Linked DNA regions of Mus musculus: region 2 is linked to region 1. Evidence: chromatin loops called from intact Hi-C (ENCODE). Cell type or tissue: gastrocnemius. All regions are shown on one strand. Each heading gives the region's core, and the rest is flanking DNA. Links, peaks and the distances in the headings are about the cores only.

Region 1 (11,379 bases), core at 2,358-10,357:
CTTGTTGATGTAAGATAGGGTCTCACTCTGTAGTGCTCACTGACTTCAAACTCCGCATCTCCCTGTCTCCTTAGTGTGCTATTACTGGACATACATGAACGATCGCCCCCCCCCCCCCCCCGTTTTGTTTGGTTGGTTTAGGTTTGGCTATGTTGTTTGAGTGTGCTAGAGGATCAAGCAGTCTGCCAAAGAGACACAGTCCCACACTTCCAGCATATACTTCATCCTCTTTTTTAACAGTTAATGTGTTTAACCGTTTATGAGTATTGTGTGCCACATGTGTTCCTGGTGGTAAGAGCTAACTACTTCACATGTCTGAAACCTTTTTTAAAAAATTATATTTATTTATTTGGTTTTTCCAAGACAGGGTTTCTCTGTGTAGGAACACGGGTAAGAAGTCTGAAGTGGGCATCAGACTCCCTAAAACTGGAGTCACAGATGCTGGTGAGCTACCGTGTGGGTGCTAAGAATAAAGTCTGGGTCCTCATAGCTCTTAACCACTAAATCAACTCTCCAGTCTTGTTTGGTACGTTTTTTTTTTTTTTTCAAACAGGGTCTCATGTAGCCCCGGCTGGCTGGCTGGCTGGCATTGATTTCCACCTAACCAAGAAAAAAAAAAAAAACAAACCCTGAACTCCTAACCTTCATGCTGCTCTCCTGAGTGATAAGTTTCCTGCATCATCTTGCCCAGCTGTTGGACTTTTTAATCTATTATTTCTTAGCCCTTAAGACCCATGAAGCTTAAACAAGGATAAAAACTCACCAGGTGTGGAATTTATGGCCAAGCCAAATGACGTTCACAGAGTCCTCTCTGAGCTGTCAAACAGACAAATCGTAACTCTTTAAAAAGCATGTTTCACAAAGAAAGAAGAGTATAACTTAAGTATCAAGAATCTCACACAGCTGCAGTAACACTCACCTCCAATATGCCCTCCAAGGAGGAGTTGGAACAGGAAAAGAAAACTTACAAGTGATACCAAAGAAGCCTATCCATCCACCTAGAACAGGGAGGGAGACTGAATGCCTTCAGAGCCCCTCCTCAGGCCTCCCACTGCTGCCACACACATTCTCCAGAAGTAAATTAACTCCGTCTTTGTCACAACAGACCTCAAGCCCAGACTCTCTCTAAAACAAAGCTCTGCTCTCTGTTTTTCCTGCGGCTGCTTTGCTGTGATAACGAAACAGACAGTGCCGGCATGCTGCAGAATAAATACGTGCACGGCTACCACCCCCAATTCCTAACTTTCATTTCCAACAGGACAGGAAGTGCCTGCTCAACTCAAGGGACACAGGAAGGGTGGGAACAGCCTCAGTGTGGAAATTGCAACTGAGAATGGATATGGGAGCCCAATACAGTAAATAAGTAAATAGCATCTCTCAGGGAGACCGAATTTTTCAGGAACTTCCTTTTCTATCCTCAGAAGTTTTCATTCATAATATCCCAACTCCTTCTTGTTTTAGAACAGTCATCCTAATGGATATAAGAAAGAGGGTTTCTTTCTCTTATATCTCATATATATGGATATATGAGACAGGGTTTCTCTGTATAGCCCTGGCTGTCCTGGAACTCACTTTGTAGACCAGGCTGGCCTCGAACTCAGAAATGCCTCTGCCTCCGGAGTGCTGGGATTAAAGGTGTGCGCCACCCCCACCCCCCAGCTTCCTTTAAACATTTATTGTTTGTGATGAAAACATTAAACTTTTTTTCTTTCCAGAGGCAAGATTTTGTTAACATTCTAGTCCAGTCCCTCAACTCACAAGCTAACTGACACTAAGAAAACTAACTAGTTCACACGTCAGAAAAATTTTTTAAATTATATATATATATACTATTTTTTAAGACAGAATTTCTCTGTGTAGCCCTGGCCATCTTGGAACTAGCTTTATAGACCAGGCTAGCCTGAATCCAGAGATTCACCTACCTTGGCCTCCCAATCCTGGGATCAGAGGTATGCACCACCACTGCCTGGCTTTTTTATTTATTTGTGTGTTTGTGTGTACATATTCAAATTCCATAGTTTGTTTGTAATCACAGAAGAACTCTCAAGAGTTGTCACTGGCTGGGCTGGGCGTAGTGGCACATGCCCTTAATCCCAGCACTTGGGAGGCAGAGGCAGGCAGATTTCTGAGATTGAGGCCAGCCTGGTCTACAAAGTGAGTTCCAGGACAGCCAGGGCTATACAGAGAAACCCTGACTTGGGGGGGTGGGGGAGTTGTCACTGTAGAATTGGGAGCAGAACGCCCATGGAGGGAGTTGCAGAGACGAAGTTTGGAGCTGAGATGAAGGGGTGGACGGTATAGAGACTGCCATATGCGGGGATCCATCCCATAATCAGCCTCCAAATGCTGACACCATTGCATACACTAGCGGGATTTTGCTGAAAGGACCCTGATATAGCTGTCTCTTGTGAGACTATGCTGGGGCCTGGCAAACACAGAAGTGGATGCTCACAGTCAGCTATTGGATGGATCACAGGGCCCCCCAATGGAGGAGCTAGAGAGAGTACCCAAGGAGCTGAGGGGATCTGTAACCCTATGGGTGGAACAACAATATGAACTAACCAGTGCCCCCCAGAGATCGTGTCTCTAGCTGCATATGAATCAGAGGATGGCCTGGTCAGCCATCAGTGGAAAGAGAGGCCCATTGGTTCGTGCAGACTTTATATGCCTCAGTACAGGGGAACACCAGGGCCAGGAAGTGGGAGTGGGTGGGTGGGGGAGTGGGGGGGGGGAGAGTGGAGGGTACTTTTGGGATAGCATTGAAGATGTGAATGAAGAAAGTACCTAATTAAAAAAGAAAAAAAAAAAAGAGTTGTCACTGGTTTCCTCCAGCCACCTGTGGGAGGGGAGACTGGACTCAGGTCCCCAGGCCAATGCACCTCTACCTGCTAAGCTATTTTACCAGCCTTCATTTGAGATAGTCCCTTGTATCACTTCTCCACCTTTTGGCTAAGATCAAGTGTAGCAATAGTCCCTTGTATAAGGGCCGGGCCTTTTCTCCTTTGTAAAATGGAGTAAACAATTACCTATTTCCTGTACGTGTAAGTGAAACAAACTGAAGCAACAAGTAAGCAACCATAAGAAGTTCTGGAGCTCAGAGAAAGCTTCCACATCAGCCCATTATGATTAGTTACTGTCTCCCAGGCTGTATCCTTTTGAGTACCATGTAACCAACATTTGAAGACCTTAAGTGAACACTGCCAAAAACTAGCATCTTAGTTACATCCAAAGCTATACTATGGGCTGGCAAGATGGCTCAGCTGGAAAGATACTTGTTGCACAATCCTGAAAACCTGGGTTCAAAACCTGGAATCCACAGAAAGAAGAACCAACTCTTCAGAGTTGTCCTTTGGTCTGCATGCACACGTCATAGCACATGTTGGTCTGAGTGCACACACACACCAAATGATGATAAACATAAACTAATACTAAGATCATCCTAGGACTCCTGGGACTTCCTCCCCTACCTTTTTTTTTTTTCTTTATATTTTGTGTATGTGAGTACACAGTCACTGTCTTCAGACACACCAGAAGAGGGCATCGGATCTCATTACAAATGGTTGTGAGCTACCATGTGCTTGCTGGGAATTGAACTCAGGACCTCTGGAGGAGCAGTCTTAACCTCTGAGCCATCTCTCCAGCCCCCCTACCCTACTTTTTTATCTCTTTAGATGGTGGCTCAAATCCTAAGCAAGATTCCTCCTCCCTGTGGACTTTCTCGGTTTTTCTCTGATGACTCTCCCCACAATGCAGCTGCTCCCGGACCTTCACTGATAGATCTGCCTGCTTTCTTAGATCCTAACTTACAAGACATAACTTTTTTCTTCCTCTCTCCACCTCCCTTCTCCCAATCTCTGCCAAGACCCATAGCCTGTTGCCCTCCTGTTTTCCTCTCAAATACTGATAAAATGGAGCTGGAGCTTCAAAAGAGAAACAAAGATTAAAACAGGAATGATGACACACATGTGTAAACTCAGCACTCGGGAGGTAGAAGCAGGAGGATCAGAGGTTCAAGAGTATCCTCTGCTTGCTACATGGTGAACTTCAGACCAAAGGCTACTGAAATGTCTCAGGAAAAGGAGGAGAGACAGCAGTTAAATCCTGAGATGCATAAGAGCCGTCCTTCCCCCTAGATACACTGCTCGCTTTTATAGTCTGTCCAATACGCTTAGAGCCACAAAAGTAAAGTGATCCAGTTGTACAAACTGATATAAAAGTTAGGTCAAAGGGCATAAGCAACACTTGCTGGAAGCTGCAGTTCTGGTGAATTACATACACATTTTTACATTGCTGGATGTCAAACCCAAATCCAACATTGAGCATCTACCTGTGAGCTTCATCCTAGTAGATTTTTATACTTTTAAAAGGAGGTATAGAGTTTTGTGGAGGAGATGGGGAAGAGAGCAGGGTTCTGTGGCTCTGCTGGAGAAGTACAGGAGAGGAAGAAGACTTCCGACCCTCTGGCATGTGTGTTCTGACTCCTTCCTGTCTCTCTTTATATTGCTCTTGTTTTCCAACATTTAATCAGTTTCTAATTCTTAGTTCTCATGAGCCCAGCACTAGGGTTCTTTCTTTATTGTTTTCTTTTGCTTGTTTTTCCTTGTGAGGGTTTCTCACTACGTTGCTTAGTCTGGTTCCCAGCTCAGACTCCTAATTACCCTCCAAGAAAGTAGAATTGTAGGCAGTACCACTATGTCCAGGCTAAGGGTTGTTTTGAAGAGGGGAGTAGAAATTGTTTGTGATAACTTTTTTTCTTTTTTCTTTTTGTTTTGTTTTGTTGTTGTTGTTGTTTTTTGAGATAGGGTTTCTTCTCTGTGTAGCCCTGGCTGTCCTGGAAATCACTTTGTAGACCAGGCTGGCCTCAAACTCAGAAATCCTTCTGCCTCTGCCTCCAGAGAGCTGGGATTAAAGGCATGCACCACTACACCCAGCTCTTGTGATAACTTTTAAGAAAAGAGAATTTATCCCACCTGATTCAGTATAGCCGAATTTGTAATTTTTCTAGAACATGCACTGAAAAAAAAAAAAGTATTCTTACTGGGTGTGGAAGCACACACACTCCCAGCTCTTGGGAGGCAGAGGCAGGCAGATCTATGTTGAATATGAATAAGGCTAGCCTGGTCTACATAGTGAGTTCCAAGACTTCCAGGGCTAAAAAGAGAGACACTGCCTCAATAAAACAAACAAACAAAAAACAACCACAAAAGGTGCTTTTTGTTATTTTGTTTTGTTTGTTTGTTTCTTGTGACTATGTGCCTGCCAAAACTAGAAGAGGGGGTTGAATCTCCCCTGCAGCTGGAGTAACAAGCAGCTGTATGATGTCAGGTATGGGCGCTGGAAATCATACTCGGGTCCTCTGGAAAAACAGCAAGCACTCTTAGCCTCTGAGTCATCATCATCTTTCCAGCACATTTTCTTTTTTTAAATACAAAGTCTCACAAATTTGCCCAAACTGGCCTGGAGGTCATTTTGTGAAGAATGTAACACTGCAGTGGGTGTGGTTGCACATGCCTGGAATCCCAGCCCTTGGGATACAGAAGCAAAAGGGCTCAGGGCTGGAGAACAGTCTACTAGTCTACTAGTCTACTAGTCTACTAGTCTACTAGTCTAAAGTCTCTGAGGCCAGCCTAAGCTACATTACAGACACACACACACACAGACACACACAGAGACACAGACACACACACACACAGAGACACACACACACAGAAGCACACACACACAGACACACACACACACAGACACACACACACACAGACACCCACCCGCCCACACACACACACACACTCCTTACTGTGTGTAACAACACTCATGAATGTTCCCGCTATTTAGGAAGCTGAAGCATGTGCTCTGCTGGGCCTCACAGCAAGATTCTATTTCAAAACAAAAAATAGGGGCTGGAGAGATGGCTCAGCAGTTAAGAGCACTGATTGCTCTTCCGAATGGTCCTGAGTTCAAATCCCAGCAACCACATGGTGGCTCACAACCATCTGTAAAGAGATCTGATGCCTTCTTCTGGTGTGTCTGAAAACAGCTATACTGTGCTGTTAATAAATAATAAATAAATAAATCTTTTAAAAAAACAATAAAAATTAAAATACACTTTTAATAATAAATAAATAAATCTTTAAAAAAACAATAAAAATTAAAATACACTTTTAAATAAGAATCACGAGTAAAGCTGGGCAGTGGTGGCGCACGCCTTTAATCCCAGCATTTGGAAGGCAGAGGTGGGCGGATTTCTGAGTTCGAGGCCAGCCTGATCTACAGAGTGAGTTCCAGGACTGCCAGGCCTACCCTGTCTTGAAAAAACAAACAAACAAAGAATCACAAGTAAAAGATTTGGAGCTGGACGGACCGCATCTGTTTGAGAAGATGTCTGTGATTCTATGATGTCACTATTGGCCCCTCGGGATCAGGGTGGAGAACAGAGATTAATGGATTACCTGCAGATGTGCTGGACTCTAGCCAGATACAGGCCATCATGTGTGCTTGAAAGTCAGAAGGCTGACCAGCATGCTAGTGAAGGTCTGGATAGGCTTCAGAAACCAGGAAATAAACCTCATCAAAGCCAAGGACACTCACCTCCAGTATACTCCCATCTACAATTTAAAAAAAGCTCCTCCCTCTGATGAACGTGTCTGCCTCAAGTACTCTGTAATGGAAATGATCTAAAAAGTTGAATTTATCTCCTTGTAAAGAGTTATGAAAAGGAAGGTTAGGGGGCTGGAGAGATGACTCAGCGGTTAAGAACACTGACTCTTCAAGAGGTCCTGAGTCCAGTTCCCAGCAACCACATGGTGACTCACAACCATTTGTAGTGGGGTCCAATGCACTCTTCTGGTGTGTCTGAAGACAGCAACAGTGTACTCATATAAAATAAATAAATAAATAAATAAATAAATAAATCTTAAAGAGAGAGAGAGAGAGAGAGAGAGAGAGAGAGAGAGAGACAGGTACTCAGAAGAGCGGATGTGGAATAGTGACCTGGGAAAAGGCATGTGTTCTGTGTCAGAGCCCAGACTGACCTCTGACTCATGTTCATCTTGTGTCTGGAGAAGAGTGCTTGTTGGCACAGGGAATTGGAGTTTAGGTTACCAGCATGTAAATGCACCACCACCTGTAATCTGCAGAGTCTAGCACCCTCTACTGGCCCCCATGGGTACTGCATAAAAGTGGTGCATGTCCATGCAGGCAAACCAAAACTTCCTTAGCTTCCAGACTTAGTTTCCAGACCACTGGGACCACAGGTGTATGCATGCATCCATGCCAGCTAGGAATCTATATTTTTCTGACTCTCCGTTCCTTTTTTTTTAAAGATTTATTTATTTATTTTATGTATATGAGTACACTGTAGCTGTACAGGTGGTTATGAGCCTTCATGTGGGTTTGTTGGGAATTGAATTCAGGACCTCTGCTTGCTCTGGTCAGCCCCACTCACTCCAGCCAAAAGATTTATTTATTATTATAAATAAGTACACTGTAGCTGTCTTCAGACACACCAGAAAAGGGCGTCAGATCTCATTACGGGTGGTTGTGAGCCACCATGTGGTTGCTAGGATTTGAATTCAGGACCTTCAGAAGAGCAGTCAGTGCTCTTACCTACCAAGCCTTCTCACCAGCCCCTAACTCTCGATTCTATCCTATTTTCTTATGACAGGCATGGCCTCAGAATAGCTTTGAAGGATGGATCTTGAACTCTGACCCTGCCTCTCTGGCCCAAATGCAGGCATTCCAGGAATGAGATACCACACACACTCACTGACTTGTTTGTTTGTGTTTGTGTTTATTTTTGTTTTGTTGTTGTTGTTGTTGTTGTTGTTTGTTTTTTGTTTTTTGAGACAGCGTTTCTCTGTGTAGCCCTGGCTGTCCTAGAACTCACTTTGTAGATCAGGCTGGCTTCAAACTCAGAAATTCACCTGCCTCTGCCTCCTGAGTGCTGGGATTAAAGGTGTGCACCACCATGCCCCGCACTGACTTTTAAGAGGTTCATACCCACCTCTTTCTTACATTGAATCTTGTTTTGTAACTTTCTGAGAGAATGTCTCACTGTATAGCAAGGCTGGGATAGGATTCAGTCTCTCCCCTCACCCTCTTCAGAACTCAGATTATCTGTGACAAACACAGGAACTTGGGAAAGCAAAGGACTTAGCGGGTTTGCCCTTCCATGTCACAGTCCCTCATTATGGACTGAAGCAGAGAGTAGATGCGGCTTACTGTACTCTTTGGCTTGTTCCACTAGATTTTCCTACAGCCCAGGCCCATCTGCCTAGGGATAGTAACGCCCACAGTGGGGTGTGTCCTCCTTTATCAATTAGCAATCCAATGATGCCTCCAAAGACTTGCTAACAGGTCAGCCTCTTCAACAAAAGTTCTCTCCCCTTCTCCAGGTGCATTTGCATCACAGACCCCTACACCTAGCTTGGAACTAATTGTTTTTCAGTCTGAAGAGCAAATCCAGGGCTTCTTGCTTGCTAGAGGAGTACTCCAACGCTGGATACGCCCCAGCCCCACTCTTATCTCTTGCTCCCAGACTGTGAACACCAGTGAAGTAGGAACTATACTTTTGTCAGTATTTTTTGTTTTGTTTTGTTTTAATGTTTATTTATTTGTTTTATGTATATGAGTACACTGTAGCTGTCTCCAGACACACCAGAAGAGGGCATCAGATCTCATTACAGATGGTTGTGAGCCATCATGTGGTTGCTGGGATTTGAACTCAGGACCTCTGGAAGAAGAATAGTCGATGCTCTTAACCATTGAGCCATCTCTCCAGCCCCTGTTTTGTTTTGTTTTAAGACAGGGATTCTCTTATAACCCTAGCTTTTTGTTTGTTTGTTTCGAGACAGGGTTTCTCTGTGTAGCCCTGGCTGTCCGGGAACTCACTTTGTAGACCAGGCTGGCCTTGAACTCAGAAATCCACCTGCCTCTGCCTCCCAAGTGCTGGGATTAAAGGCATGCGCCACCACTGCCTGGTGCTTTTTTTTTTTTTTTTTTTTTTAAGATTTATTATTTGTCATTTATATGAGTACACTATCTCTCTTCAGACACACCAGAAGAGGGCATCAGATTCCTTTACAGATGGTTGTGAGCCACCATGTGGTTGCTGGGAATTGAACTCAGGACCTCTGGAAGAGCAGTCAGTGCTCTTAACCCCCGAGCCATCTCTCCAGCCCTATCTTGGCTTTCTATTGCTGTGATAAAACACCATTACCAAAGCAACAATGGTGGGAAAGGATTTATTATAACTTATATGCCCCATCATGAACGGAAGTCAGCTTCTCAAATGTTGTGAAGCAGGGGCCAGGGAGAAATGCAGCTTACTGGCTTGTACAGTCTGCTTTCTCATACAAACCAGGATCTTCTGCAAAGGGGTAGGGCCACCTACTTTGGGATGGGCCCTCCCATGTCAATTAGGGAAATCCCCCTCCTCCCCCATTGCCCTACAGACTTGCCTGCAGGCTATTCTGACCGAGGCTTTTTTTTTCAAGTGAGATTCCCTTTCTCCAAATAACTCCAGCTTATGTCAAGCTGGAAAACAACAACAACAACAACCAGAACACTATCCAAATATAATTTAGATTCAAGAATGCTTGCTGACAGGATATAATTTTCATGCTTTTTAGACTGTCTCCATGGGAAAGGGAACCTCAGAGAATACTAGGAGAAACACTGCCATCTGCTGGGCAGAACAGGTCATGCTGCCTTTAGGAACCTGTCTAAGAGCAGAAGTTGGATTTATTTTTATTTTTATTTTTATTTTTATTTTTATTTTTATTTTTTGGGGGTGAGTATATGTGTGAGTGCATGTGTGAGTATATGTGTGAGTGTGTGAGTATATGTGTGAGTGTGTGAGTGTATGTGTGAGTATATGTGTGAGTGTGTGAGTGTATGTGTGAGTATATGTGTGAGTGTATGTGTGAGTATATGTGTTAGTGTGTGAGTGTATGTGTGAGTATATGTGTGAGTGTGTGAGTATATGTGTGAGTATATGAGTGTATGTGTGAGTATATGTGTGAGTGTGTGAGTGTATGTGTGAGTATATGTATGAGTGTATGTGTAGTATATGTGTGAGTGTATGTGTGAGTATATGTGTTAGTGTGTGAGTGTATGTGTGAGTATATGTGTGAGTGTGTGAGTATATGTGTGAGTATATGAGTGTATGTGTGAGTATATGTGTGAGTGTGTGAGTGTATGTGTGAGTATATGTATGAGTGTATGTGTAGTATATGTGTGAGTGTATGTGTGAGTATATGTGTGAGTATGTGTGTGAGTGTATGTGTGAGTATATGTGTAAATATATGTGTGAGTTAGAGGACTATACTGTGGGGCCCCCTTTCTCTTTACATAGGTCCCAGGGATCAAACTCGGGCTGCCAGATTCAGACATAAATAGCAAACGCTCTACCCATTGAGCCATCTCAGTTTGTTCTGATGCTGAGGTTTGAAGTGGAGCTCACTGTGTGGTAGAGGCTGGCTTTGAACTGTTCATCCCTCAGTCTCTACCTCAAAAGATTAAAATGCACCTGGGGCTACTTCTAGAGGCAAGTCTTTGCCCAGTCAGCTCCCATTTAAAGGGGAAATACAAAAAGCAGAAACTCACTACTGGTTATATGAAAAGCTAACTCAGAGAAACAGGGATGGAAAGGCAGCTAATAGCTTCTGGGTAACAATTTGAAACCCTCTAACCTGTGGCAGTTTTCTCTTGAACAGATCTAAAAGCTTCAAAAAAAATAACAGTTTCCCCATGAAGTAAGCATAAGCCTGTTGTGTATTTAACCCCAATTAAGGGCTGAGACGATGGTCCGGTGCATAAGGTTCTGGCCATGCAAACTTAAGGAACTGAGTTCAAATCCCCAGCACCCACACAAAAAACTGGGAATCTGTAACTCCAGTATCAAGCTGAGGTGTTGCCGCCTGTCCAGTCTAGCTGAATCTGCTAGGTCCAGGTTCAGTGAGAGATCCTCACTCAGAAAATAAGATGGGGAGGTGGTGGTGGTGGTGGTGGTGTTGGCTGGAGAGATGGCTCAGTGGCCAAGAGCACTTGCTGCTCTTGCAGAGGACCCAGGTTCAGTTCCCAGCACCCACATAGCAGTTCACAATCATATGTAACTCTGGTCACCTCTCTGGTCTCCAGAGGCCCCAGGTGCGTACACACACATTCACACACACACACACACACACACACACACACACACACACACACACACACACACGTAAAACACTATACAGACAAGAGGGGAAAGCCAGGCTTGGTGGCACACACCTTTAATACCAGCACTTAGAAGGCACAGGAAGGTGGATCTCTGTGAGTTCCAGGCCAGCCTGGGTTACAAAATGAGACCCTATCTCAAAAACAAAAAAAAAAAAAAAAAACCAC
Region 2 (11,379 bases), core at 1,334-9,333, 230 kb before region 1:
CAGGGACTAAATTGAGAATGATATTGACACAGAATGAGTAGAGACACAGGAAGAGGGGACACTGTCCTAACGTCCATCCTCTGTCACTTTGGACATGTTCTTCTTTAAATGTTCTGTCTTTGAAATTAAAGTTGTACACTGAGATGAACCTCTGTCTCCACCTTCTCCTGCATTCTCTGGGTTCCCTATCCTGGCTCCACTGGAATGAGCCCAGAGCTGGGAAGGAGGGTTTGAGTTGCTACCTCGGAACTGTGTAATAGGTAATTCAGTGACACCGGGTGGTATAAAAACCCTTGACAAACGTGAGTCTCCGTCTCCTGTGAAATTGCAGTGGCTTTGTGCCTGTGCTGCTTGCTTTGTGGCTGTGGGTAGACAGCACTGGCTGCTGATCTACACGTGCGTTCTGTGACATGCGTGCGTACCTGTTCAGTCCTACCTATCCTGTACCTGAACCCACTTGTTATCTGAACAAATCCTGTTTGCCTAAGCCACTTTGGACTCGATTTTGTCAGTCACAAACAAAGCTGGATCCAGGAGAAGAGGGTTCTCTTTAGTCACTATGGCCTTTCCTAGAACGGAGGGTAAACATTGAAGTGTGTGTTCTTTTTCCTTTGGGAAGGTACATATACACATGAAATTATTATTTTTTTAAGTTTGTGTGTGTGTGTGTGAAGGGTATGCATGGCCAGGTGTGTGAATAGAGGTCAGAGGACCTCTTTTGAGAGTTCTTGCTGAAACAGATCCCTCTTGTTGTTTCTATCTCTGTACTGTGTACTCCAGACTTGCTGACACCATTGTAGGCGAGTCTCTGGACTCTACATCCCATCACCCCCATGGGACTGCTAAGTGTGCCCTTCCCCCAACCGTAGATGGGCTAAATCAGACCTTGTTTTGCCACAGTCGGCTTAGCCCACCAAGGGTGGAGTCTTCCGACCTAGGTGAAGTCTATTGTCCTGCCACATCTACAGCTTCCTGCAAGAAGCCACTGCCTGCTAAGCAGCTGAGCTTGCTTTCCTTACAAAGTGACAAGATCCTGGAAAAGTAGGGGATGGGTTCCCCCTCCCCTCTTTAAATTCAGACTTAAGAACTAAACATTGGGCCTTGATCAGAAACTCTGTCTTGGTCTCATTCCTCTCTTGTCCATCCTTCCCATTCATCCCCAGCTCTCCTTTCAGGAGCCCAGTTCTCCATGGCTCTTACAGGAGCACAGAGTCTGACATTTATCCAGGACAGCACAGTTGGGGATATGTTTGCCACCCCCGCCCCACCACAACCATCCAGAATGAGCCGCATCTCACTTACTTTGTCGTCTTAGGCACTGGTGCTGTGAAGAGATACCATGACTGAGGCAACTCTTATAAAAGAGACCACTTAATTGAGGGCTGGCTTACAGTTTCAGAGATTTAGTCCATTATCATCAAGGCAGAACACATGGTGACGTGCAAGCAGACACTGGAACAGTAGCTGAGAATATACAGCCTGAGCAGTAAGCAGAGAAAGAGACTCTGGGCTTGGCAAGGACTTTTGAAACCTCAAAGCCCACCCCAGTGACACACTTCCTCCAATAAGGCCATGCCTCCTCATCTTTCTAATCCTTCCAAATAGTAGTCACTCCCTGGTGGCTAGCATTCAGATATATGAGCGTCTAGGGGCCATTCCTATTCAAACCACCACACTTGTCTTCTAATTCATCTGCATTAATTTGGTTAAACCTATTTCTCTGAGATGTGGCTCTTCTAGTGACAGGGAACTTGAACTTGGTTCTGGGCAAGGCTTCAATCACCCCCTTACTTTGCAATTTGAGGCATTTGGACATGATGATATAGCAGTTATGAGCTCTGGGGCTTCCCAAAAGCACCCTACACACCTGTCTAAGTTTGGGGCATCCTTGAGATCCTGAAAAGCCATCAAAAAACTGGACCAAGTGTCTTATGGTAACTCACCCATGTAACTGGCAGTATACATCCAAGAGAAGCTACTGTTTATGGCTTTTGCGTACCAGGTTCCAATGAAAAAGGAAGCTAGTCAGTTTACTTGGCTGCAGAAGGAACTTCTAGCTTTCTGTGTCATGTTCCAATTTTATTATTAAAAGATTTATTTATTTATTTTATGTATGTGAGTACACTATAGCTGTCTTCAGACACACCAGAAGAGGGCATCGGATCCCCTTACAGATGGTTGTGAGCCACCATGTGGTTTCTGGGAATTGAACTCAGGACCTCTGAAAGAGCAAACAGTGCTCTTAACCTCTGAGCCATCTCTCCAGCCCCATGTTCCAATTTTAAACATAATTTTAAAATATTGTTTCAAATTAGTAATAAAAAAAACTTTCTCTCTCTCTCTCTCTCTCTCTCTCTCTCTCTGTGTGTGTGTGTGTGTGTGTGTGTGTGTGTGTCATGGCATATATATGAAGGTCAGAAGGTGATGTTTCTCTCTCCTCACTGTGGGCTCCAGGGATTGAACTCAGGTCATCAGGATTATGCAGCAATTGCTGTTACCTGCTTAGTCATCTCACTGGCCTATAATCATGTATTTATGCAAAGTGTGGCGGTGTGTATCCAATCCCGGCAGCCAGGCCGTTGAAACATCTCCAGGGCAATGCCTATCTGGGCTTACAGTGAGTTAAAAGCCAGTTTGAACTGCATGGAGAGATGGCTGCCTCCAGAGCAGCAATAAAGGAAACACATAACTTTATAATCTGAATCAAAGAATTTTAAGAGAAAATATAACTTTTAAGAAATGACAGTAAAGGGGGCAGGAGAGATGGCTCAGCGGTTAAGAGCACTGACTGCTCTTCCAGAGGTCCTGAGTTCAATTCCCAGCAACCACATGATGGCTCACAACCATCTGTAATGGGATCTGATGCCCTCTTCTGGTGAGTATGAAGATAGCAGCAGTGTACTCAAATAAATAAAATAAATAAATCTTAAAAAGAAAGAAAGAAATGACAGTAAGAACATGCCCCCCCACTCCCACCCTGATCCCCGTCCAGTGTTAGAAGCCACTTCTTTCACACACCCACGCTTGGACGATCCTCCCTCTCTGTACTCAAAATGTGTGAATTGTGTGTCATATGATTTTTGTCTTTCTGGTCCCTGTTAATTGGGCCAGAAATAAAGACAGCCAAAGCCCACAGGTTTCTTTACCCTGACCGGTAAGGCCTGGGTCCCAGAAACCTGACTGGAAGGTTAAAGGAACAAAGACAGACAGACACTGAAGGGATCAAGCTAGGCGCAACATAGAGATGTGTGTATGGAACCCTGGGGTTGAGTGGGCTGTACTTGGATGGAGGCGAACAGCTTCAAAGCAGCAACTGAAACTTCAGGCTTTCACCGCACACAACATGGAAAGGAGGACTTAGCTCAGATGCTGTCTTTCGGCAGCAGCCACGGGCTTTAGACATCGGGACTAGAGGAGGCTTTGCCATTTCTCTGAGCCTGACCCTTGCATTCCCATGGGTCCAAGGCCTTGGTCTTAACCCGAGTCAGATGATGGACATTCATTCAGGACCTGTTTGGGTTGAGGCAGGTAGCATAATTGAAAGTGTCAGCCCCTGCTGTGTATAGTGAAAGACCTGTAATTCCAGCCTCTCGGTGGTTTAAGCAGGACGGCCACGCCAGGAGTTCAAGACCAACCTGAGCAAAATAGTGACACCTTGCCTTAAAAATAAGCAAAGACGAAGACCTCCACTGTTACGGTTTGATTGTGAAATGGCTCCCACCCCAGTTCATGTCCTTGAACACTTGCTGTTTGGGAGATTGCAGAAACCCTCTGCTGAGCCTTACTGGGGTGTGAGCCTTACAGCTCTACTCTACTGCCCAGATGTGAGCATGTCCCACTGCTGTGGGCTGCCCACCACGACGGACTGTACTCTCTCAATCTGTAAGTCAGGCTGACATGCTCCTCCATTCGCTCCTGTTTTGTTTATTTGTTATCATAAAGAAGACTTTCAAATAGCCCAAGTTTCTCTTGAACTCATAATATCCATGTCTGACCTTGATCTGAACTCCTGCTGAGGTTACAGGCTCGCACCACCACACCCAGCTCTTAAGTTGCTTTTATCTGGTATATTCTGTCAGAGCCAAGAGTAACGAATACACCCAATCAGCTGCCAATGTGAAGGTGACTCACAGGGTGGGCCCAAGAGGCTGCAGGTGAGTAAAACAAGGACAGAAAGGCAGGGTTGAGAGCAGAGATCCTTGGAACCTGAGCCTATCTCCCTGGCTGGATATACAAGTTGCTTTGGCTTGGAGAGTTCTTTTTAACCTTCTGTTCTTCGACCTTTCCCTGGCTTTGAACTGGAACTATGTTCATAAGTACAGTCCTAAAGACACACCTCTACTATGGTCTGAGAACACATAATTCTTTTGTTTAACCTCACAGAAGGAGTTAGGTTGTGTCCAGATTTCTCTCCACTCTGACTATAAGATGGAACTGGGATTTTGGTGTTGATGGGATATAGATAAGATTTGCATGCACTAAGCCAATTCTGTACTGGAATGCTACTTCAACAAGTTGCATGAGAGTAAATGGGTCTGCTGTGTTCCATGGGTGCAAAATTTACAGCGATGAGAAACAGGCCGGTCGTTGTATAGGTGTAGGTGGGTGGGGGAGTGACTTAGAGACATGGATGGGAAAGCATGGAAAGATGATGAAACTGTATCTTGGTGCTGATGGTAATTACACCTGTTGGTGTGTTCAAATCCATAGGGTATACACCAACAGTTCATTGTAATGAATGATAACGTAAATATTTGAAAGGAAATGAAAAGGATAGAGAGCTTCGTTAATTCAACTTCAAAAGTCCTATTATTTGTGACAATGAATATGGACTCTTGTCTCCAGAAGGAAAGTGAGATCTGGGTCCTGATTTTATTGCTTCTGCCAGGCTCAGCAGTGAGATTCTGGCTATATAGCCCTCGGCTTTCCGAGAGTTAACCTTGATTTTATTCATTTTGTGAATTCTGTTGTATGACTGAGTGTTTCCTGGGGATGTCAGCTCATAGTACATATCACATTTCATAATATAAAGTTTTCCCGGAGGTTCATAGAAAGCAATTAAAATAAATATATATATATATATACCGGGTTACCAACCACACATTCTCTGGGATGAGGAGGAGCTGTTCTGTTGGTGTGCCCACTAGGTGGCAGTGTGGAGTAAAGTAGGGCAGGGATCTCAAAGAAGGTGGAAATTCTTGATCCAAAACCTGCTCAAGGACCAGTTGGCTTCTCACACCCATGGCTTGTTAAGCCACAGAGCTGTGCGGAGTCCCCTGTTGTGGAACACTGCGGTCCAGGAGTGGCACACCTGAACCCGAAGCAGCCTTGAGCACCCTTAGGAGACCTTCCCAAAGCTAGGCCTGCTGAACATCCCTTCAGAGGAGTGAAGAGGGTCACCATCCCCTCACCTGAGCTGCCAGCCACTCAGTTCCTCCTACCCCACCACCCCAGGCCCAGGTGTATGTAATCTTGATGCTCGAGGTTCCGGGAGAGGTGCGGGGGAGGGGATGCTAGCGGTACAGGAGGTGAACTCGGTGTAGCAGCAACTTTTGCGAGTCATCGCTTACACTGGTGCTGGCTTTGGACACAATGGCAAGAGTCACTCGCGCTCCCACAAGTGCCCCTGCACTCACGTTTCTGTAGGAAACCCCAATAAACTCACTGGCTAACTTTCGTTGCTTGTGTAGTTCCTGCGACAAAATACCTCTACAGGCAACTAAAGGAAGCCGTTGCAGCTCACCCATTCAGGGAACACGACACATCAGGACAGGGAAGTGTTAGAAGACAGCTGTTCACCCTGTATGAGAATGGTGAATGATAAATTCTTGGACTCAGCTCATTTTATCCCTCCCCCCCCCCACACACACACACACATTCACGCACCTCTTGAGAGAAAAGCATATTTATTTACTATCAAGGTCACTTTCTCCTTACCGGTACAGATGTTAGAGGTCTGGAATTTGACACCAGAAGATGGGAGTTGCTCAAAGGACAATGCCCATGCACAGCCTAGGTATTGAGGACTTGTTTCCCTCTGTTTAGAGCCTGTGAGACCCAAAGTCACTATGAAGGGGGATAGTCTCGGCCTTGTGCACGCCGAGGTAGGAGAGGCCATCCAGGCAGGGGACTAATTATTATTATTATTAGTTTGTCATTAGTCTTAGCAATTTGTGTAGACATTTGCTCCAGAAGATTGCTAAACACGGTTACAGAGTCAGCCTCTGAAGTAGGCATAGTTAGGGAGGAACTCGGATGTGGATCACCGGAAGAATGAGCTTGGAAGAGTTGACATGTTCTTATGGGAACCCTGTGTAGGTATTTATGAAAAGGTATTTACCTAAGAAGCAAGCTTGGTTTCACGCTTACCCGCCTTCACACCTGACAATGTCATCTCTTGCTCCCTTGTGTGCTCTGACTCCACCACAGTCCCACTATGCCCATCTGCCTTGATCACTTTGAATAGGTACTCTTTCAGACTTACCAAATCCAGATTGTGAGCGCCTTCTCGTCTACTTACTATCTTCATCTTGCATCTACTAGATTTAATTGTCAAGACTCCAGAAAGAGAGCTCGGAAGTTGTCACATTCAGTAAAGTGCTCACTTTGAAAGTTTGATCCCCAGAAGACACTTTTTAAGAAGGCAGGGTATACAAGCCTGGCCTGGTGGCACACACCTTTAATCCTAGCACTGGGGATTAGCAGAGACAGGAGGATCTCTGTCAGTTCAAGGCAAGCCTGGTCTACAAAGAGAATTCCAGGAGAGACAGCTACACAGAGAAGCCAACCCTACCCCAAAGACAGACAGGAAGAGAGAAAGACAGAAAGAAAGAAAGAAAGAAAGAAAGAAAGAAAGAAAGAAAGAAAGAGAGAGAGAGAGAGAGAGAGAGAGAGAGAGAGAGAAAGAAAGAAAGAAAGAAAGAAAGAAAGAAAGAAAGAAAGAAAGAAAGAAAGAAAGAGGAGGAGGGTGGAAGAAGGAAGGAAGGAAAGAAGGGAGAAAAGAAGGAAGGAATCCTGGGTATTTGTGGTCCCAGGTCCCAGAACTGATGAGGCAGAGACAGGAGGATCTCTCAACTCCCTGGCCAGCCAGTCTAGCCCATTTAATGAGTTCCAGACCAATGAAAGACTCTGTCTCTAAAAATGATAGTGTCTGAGGTATGGTATCTAAAGTTGCTCTTTGCCATCCCCACCCCCACCCCCCCCAGGCCACACACACATACTCACCACAGGAGACAGAAGACCATGCTCACAAGACTCCAGTAAAAGATGACTTTTTTCAATGTAACTTTTTAAAATGGATTATTTAAGGGACCAGAAACTTTTGAGAAATGTAATTGAAAAATAAACGCCAGCCGGGCGTGGTGGCTCACGCCTTTAATCCCAGCACTTGGGAGGCAGAGGCAGGCGGATTTCTGAGTTCAAGGCCAGCTTGGTCTAAAGAGTGAGTTCCAGGACAGCCAGGGCTACACAGAGAAACCCTGTCTCGAAAAAGAAAGAAAGAGAGAGAGAGAGAGAGAGAGAGAGAGAGAAAAGGAAAGAGAAAAAGAAAAAGAAAAAGAAAAAGAAAAAGAAAAAGAAAAGAAAAAAACGCCTTTAATCCCAGCACTTGAAGCCAGCCTGGTCTACAGAGTGAGTTCCAGGCCAGCCAGAGCTACACAGAAAAACCCTGACCCCCCCCCCAAAAAAAAAGAGAAAAGACAACAAAAATCACATTCCACCTGAAACTCCCTATTTTAGACTTATCTTAACCAAAGAGTATTCAGCAAAATCCTCATGTCTTAGTAAAAAAATGATATGAAGGAAACAGTGAGCCGAAACACTCATCTTTAAGATGTCATCTAGAAGAGGCACACAGTAGATAGATTTTCATTCTTCAAGCCTGAAATCTTTAAAAACTGGTTTGGTTTGGTTTGGTTTGGTTTGGTTTGGTTTGGTTTGGTTTGGTTTGGTTTGGTTTGGTTTGGTTTGGTTTGGCTTGGCTTGCTTTGCTTTGCTTTGCTTTGCTTTGCTTTGCTTTGCTTTGCTTTGCTTTGCTTTGCTTTGCTTTGCTTTGCTTTGCTTTGCTTTTTTGAGATGGGTAATGTCCCCTTCCAGGGGTTCATGGGTAAGCTTGCGGCTAGCTTGAGCAGGTGTCGTAAGCAGCTGCAGTAGGTTCAAGGACTATGAGTTTATTGAGGGACATACAAACACACACACACACGTGGGCGCATTAAGGGAAGGACCTCCACCAAATGTCCCTGTCTGGGACTGAGAGGTCAAGGGCTGCAAGGACAGAACCTGACATTGCACACTTGGCTCTGGAAGCTCTCCTCCCTCCTCCTGTACCATCTCGCTCCACCTCGCTCTCTACTGGCAGAGCATAGTATGGCATCATAATCGGTGTACAGAGCAGGCTTTGAGGAATAACTTGGAGAAGCCCTGGGTTGGTGTTGACACACTTGGTAAACTGCCCCAACACCATTTCATAAGGTCTCATTCTCCCTGCAGTGATCTGAAACACTGTCCTTTTATTTCATATATTTGTGGTCCTGAGACAGGATAGACAGGAAAAATTAAGGGGACACAGGAAAAGAGCCACACCTCCTTCTGGGATCTAGTTTGTCTTTCTTCCTCTCTTTCTTCCTCTCTTTCTTTCTTCCTTTCTTTCTTTCTTTCTTTCTCTCTTTCTTTCTTTCTTTCTTTTAAGATTTTTTTAAGAAGTGCCCAAGTGAAGACACCTCAGTCCCACTTGGAAGAGAGAAAAAAGCAATCACAAATGGAAAGGGAGGGAAGAACCTGGGAGGGAAAGTGGATGGGGTTGGGAGTAGGGAGGAGAGGGGAACCTGACCTGGTATTAGGTGAGGGGAAAGGACTGAAGCCCTGAGGGCCAGCAGAAAGAATATAAACAGGGCAACCTCAGGAAATAGGAAGTTGAGGGAACCCCCCCCCCAGAGTGCACCAGAGACCTGGGAGGTGAGAGACTCCCAGGACTCAAAGGAAAGGACCTTAGATGAAATGCCAGAAAGTAGGGAGAGGGAACTTATAGAGCCCACCTCCAGCAGAAAGACAGGACATCAAATGAAGGATGGGGTTACCATACCACAGTCACATCTCTGACCCATAATTGTTCCTGTCTGAAAAAATTGCAGGGATGGAAATAGAGAGGAGCCTGAGGAAAAGAAGGTCTAGCTACAGGCCCAAAGTGGGATCCAGCTCAAGGGGAGGTCCCAAGGCCTGACACTATTAATGAGGCTATGGAGTGCTCACAAAAAGGAATCTATCAAGACTGCCCTCCAAAAGACCCAATAAGCAGCTGAAAGAGTCAGATGCAGATATTTGCACCCAACCAAACCAACGGACAGAGCAGCTGACCCCTGTTGAATTAGGGAAGGCTGAAAGAAGCTGAGAAGGGCAATCCTGTAGGAGGACCAGCAGTCTCAATTAATCTGGAGCCCCAAGATCTCTCAGACACTGGACCACCAAACAGACAGCATACACCAGCTGATATGAGGCCCCCAACACATATACAGTAGAGGACTGCCGGTTCTGTGTTCATTCAGAGATGATGCACCTAACCCTCTAGAGACTGGAGGCCCCAGGGAGTTTAGAAGTTAGATGAGGTGGGGAGGGGGGCGTCCATGTGGAAATGAGGTGGAGTAGGGAGGAGGTGTGGGAGGGTGGATGGGGGTGGTCGGGTGTGAGCGCCCAACTCGCCAACAAAACAGACGCCACAACAGGATCCTTCTGCACACGTTTATTGGGAGACCTTGATTGCAGAGGCAAAAAGACCTGGAGCCCAGAATTGGTGCTGCTTATATAGGCCTACGAGAGGCGTGTCTCACACCCGGATTGGTTATGCATTCTACCTCATTTGCATGTCTCACATCTGATTGGTTATACTCTCAGTACCTCACAGAACCTCATTTACATGTCTCTCATCCGATTGGTTATACTCTCAGTACCTCACAGAACCTCATTATCATGCCCGGGCCAGGCAGTGACTTGGCAAAAAACTTTACTGCATATGTACACATTGGTTGTTTACCCAACCTTATGTGTGGTGATCAGCAGTTGCCAGCGCCTTGTAATGGCATATGTGGCTTCCCACATCTGGGGAATGGAATATCAAGTGTAAAAAAAATAAATTAAAAATAAAATAAAAATTTTTTAAAGATTTTCTTATTTATTTATGTGAGTACACTATCACTGTCTTTAAACACACCAGAAGAAGGCATCAGATCCCATTACAGATGGTTGTGAGCCACCATGTCGTTGTTGGGAATCCTCTTGAAGAGCTGTCAGTGCTCTTAACCGCTGAGCCATCTCTCCATTCCTAGTTTCTGTTTCTTGCTGGCTGAGAAATAGTGTTCATTTTCCTGAAGACATCTCAAAAGAAGGTGTAAAAGACAGCAGATGGGTCAGACAAGCCTGGCAGCCCAGGAGCCATGGCGTCTTACTTTGATGAGCACGACTTCGAGCCGTTGAACCCTGAGCGTGAAGCTCGCAACAATTATGTTGCTGTAACTCTCGAGAAGAGTGCACAGGGCTTGGAGCTGGGCCCCGGGCAGCAGATCTCAAGTGCCCCATGTGGTGTGCCTTTTGGAATTTGAGGAGGAGGAGACTGCGATTAAGATGCCCTGCCATCATCTCCTCCATTCCAACTGCATTCTGCCCTGGCTAAGTAAGACAACTTCCTGCCCTCTGTGCTGCCTTGAGGTGCCCGCTGATGATGACAGTTATGAAGAGCACAAGAAAGACAAGGCTTGCAGGCAGCAGCAGCAGCACCGCCTGGAGAACCTCCGTGGAGCCATGTACACCTGAGGTGAAAGGAAATAAAACTTGAGACGTGATTCATGTAATTTATGTCAAATAACCCAAAGAGTTGATTGTGAGCTTTGAAACCTGGGGCTGAGAACATAGCAGAACAAGCCAGGACATGCCCAGGCAGGCCTGTAGTTACATGTCCTGACTGGCCTAGTGCCTCCCTATCTCCCGCCCTTCTGACAGTCTGTTGATGTTTAAATGGACCAATCATGTGAAACCGTGCCAATTCCTCCCCAGCCCCACCCCTTTTCTATAAAAGTCCCTAGCTTCCAAGCCTCGGGGTCGAAACCACTGTCTCCTGTGTGAGATATTTCAAACCGGAGCTCTGCCATTATGGCTCCACCATGTGGTCAACACCTCTGTCTCCTGCGGAAGATATGTGTCGGCCCGGAGCTCTGTCATTAAACTACCTCATGCTTTTACATCAAGGTGGTCGTCTGTTCGTGATTCTTGGGTGCACGCCGAACGAGAATTGAGTGGGGCTTTCCCCACTAGGTTCTTTCATTGGCAGCCGCCAGGGCTGAGCACTCGGCCTCTGTGATACCTTCCCTTTGCACTTTGAATCATTAAAGGTTT

What was found. Peaks named below come from ENCODE experiments on the same cell type or tissue, not always from the same donor. Only the 100,000 strongest peaks of a DNase experiment are listed, where the experiment ranks them.
Region 2: a loop joins it to region 1, with 5 times the contacts of the local background. A loop is called at or near these places in 15 of 42 quality-filtered maps.

What each region holds. Positions count from the first base shown.
Region 1 is chr10:128,179,030-128,190,408 of GRCm38, forward strand. It overlaps a transcript of Rbms2 not described here. Among named protein-coding and RNA genes, the nearest start is that of Rbms2, 8.2 kb to the left of the region's middle. In gastrocnemius, for the core only: CTCF peaks have their summits at 7,156 (motif pointing left) and 9,685 (motif pointing left); DNase peaks (open chromatin) are centred at 7,155 and 9,681; H3K27ac peaks cover 2,071 bases.
Region 2 is chr10:127,951,132-127,962,510 of GRCm38, forward strand. It overlaps Gm40805 (a long non-coding RNA gene), which reads right to left and starts at 1,384. Exons shown (of 5, transcript XR_872186.1): 1 at 1,303-1,384. Gm23996 (a small nucleolar RNA gene) reads right to left here and starts at 2,044; the gene lies at 1,914-2,044. It also overlaps the pseudogene Gm47949. In gastrocnemius, for the core only: CTCF peaks have their summits at 2,876 (motif pointing left) and 5,141 (motif pointing right); a DNase peak (open chromatin) is centred at 5,164.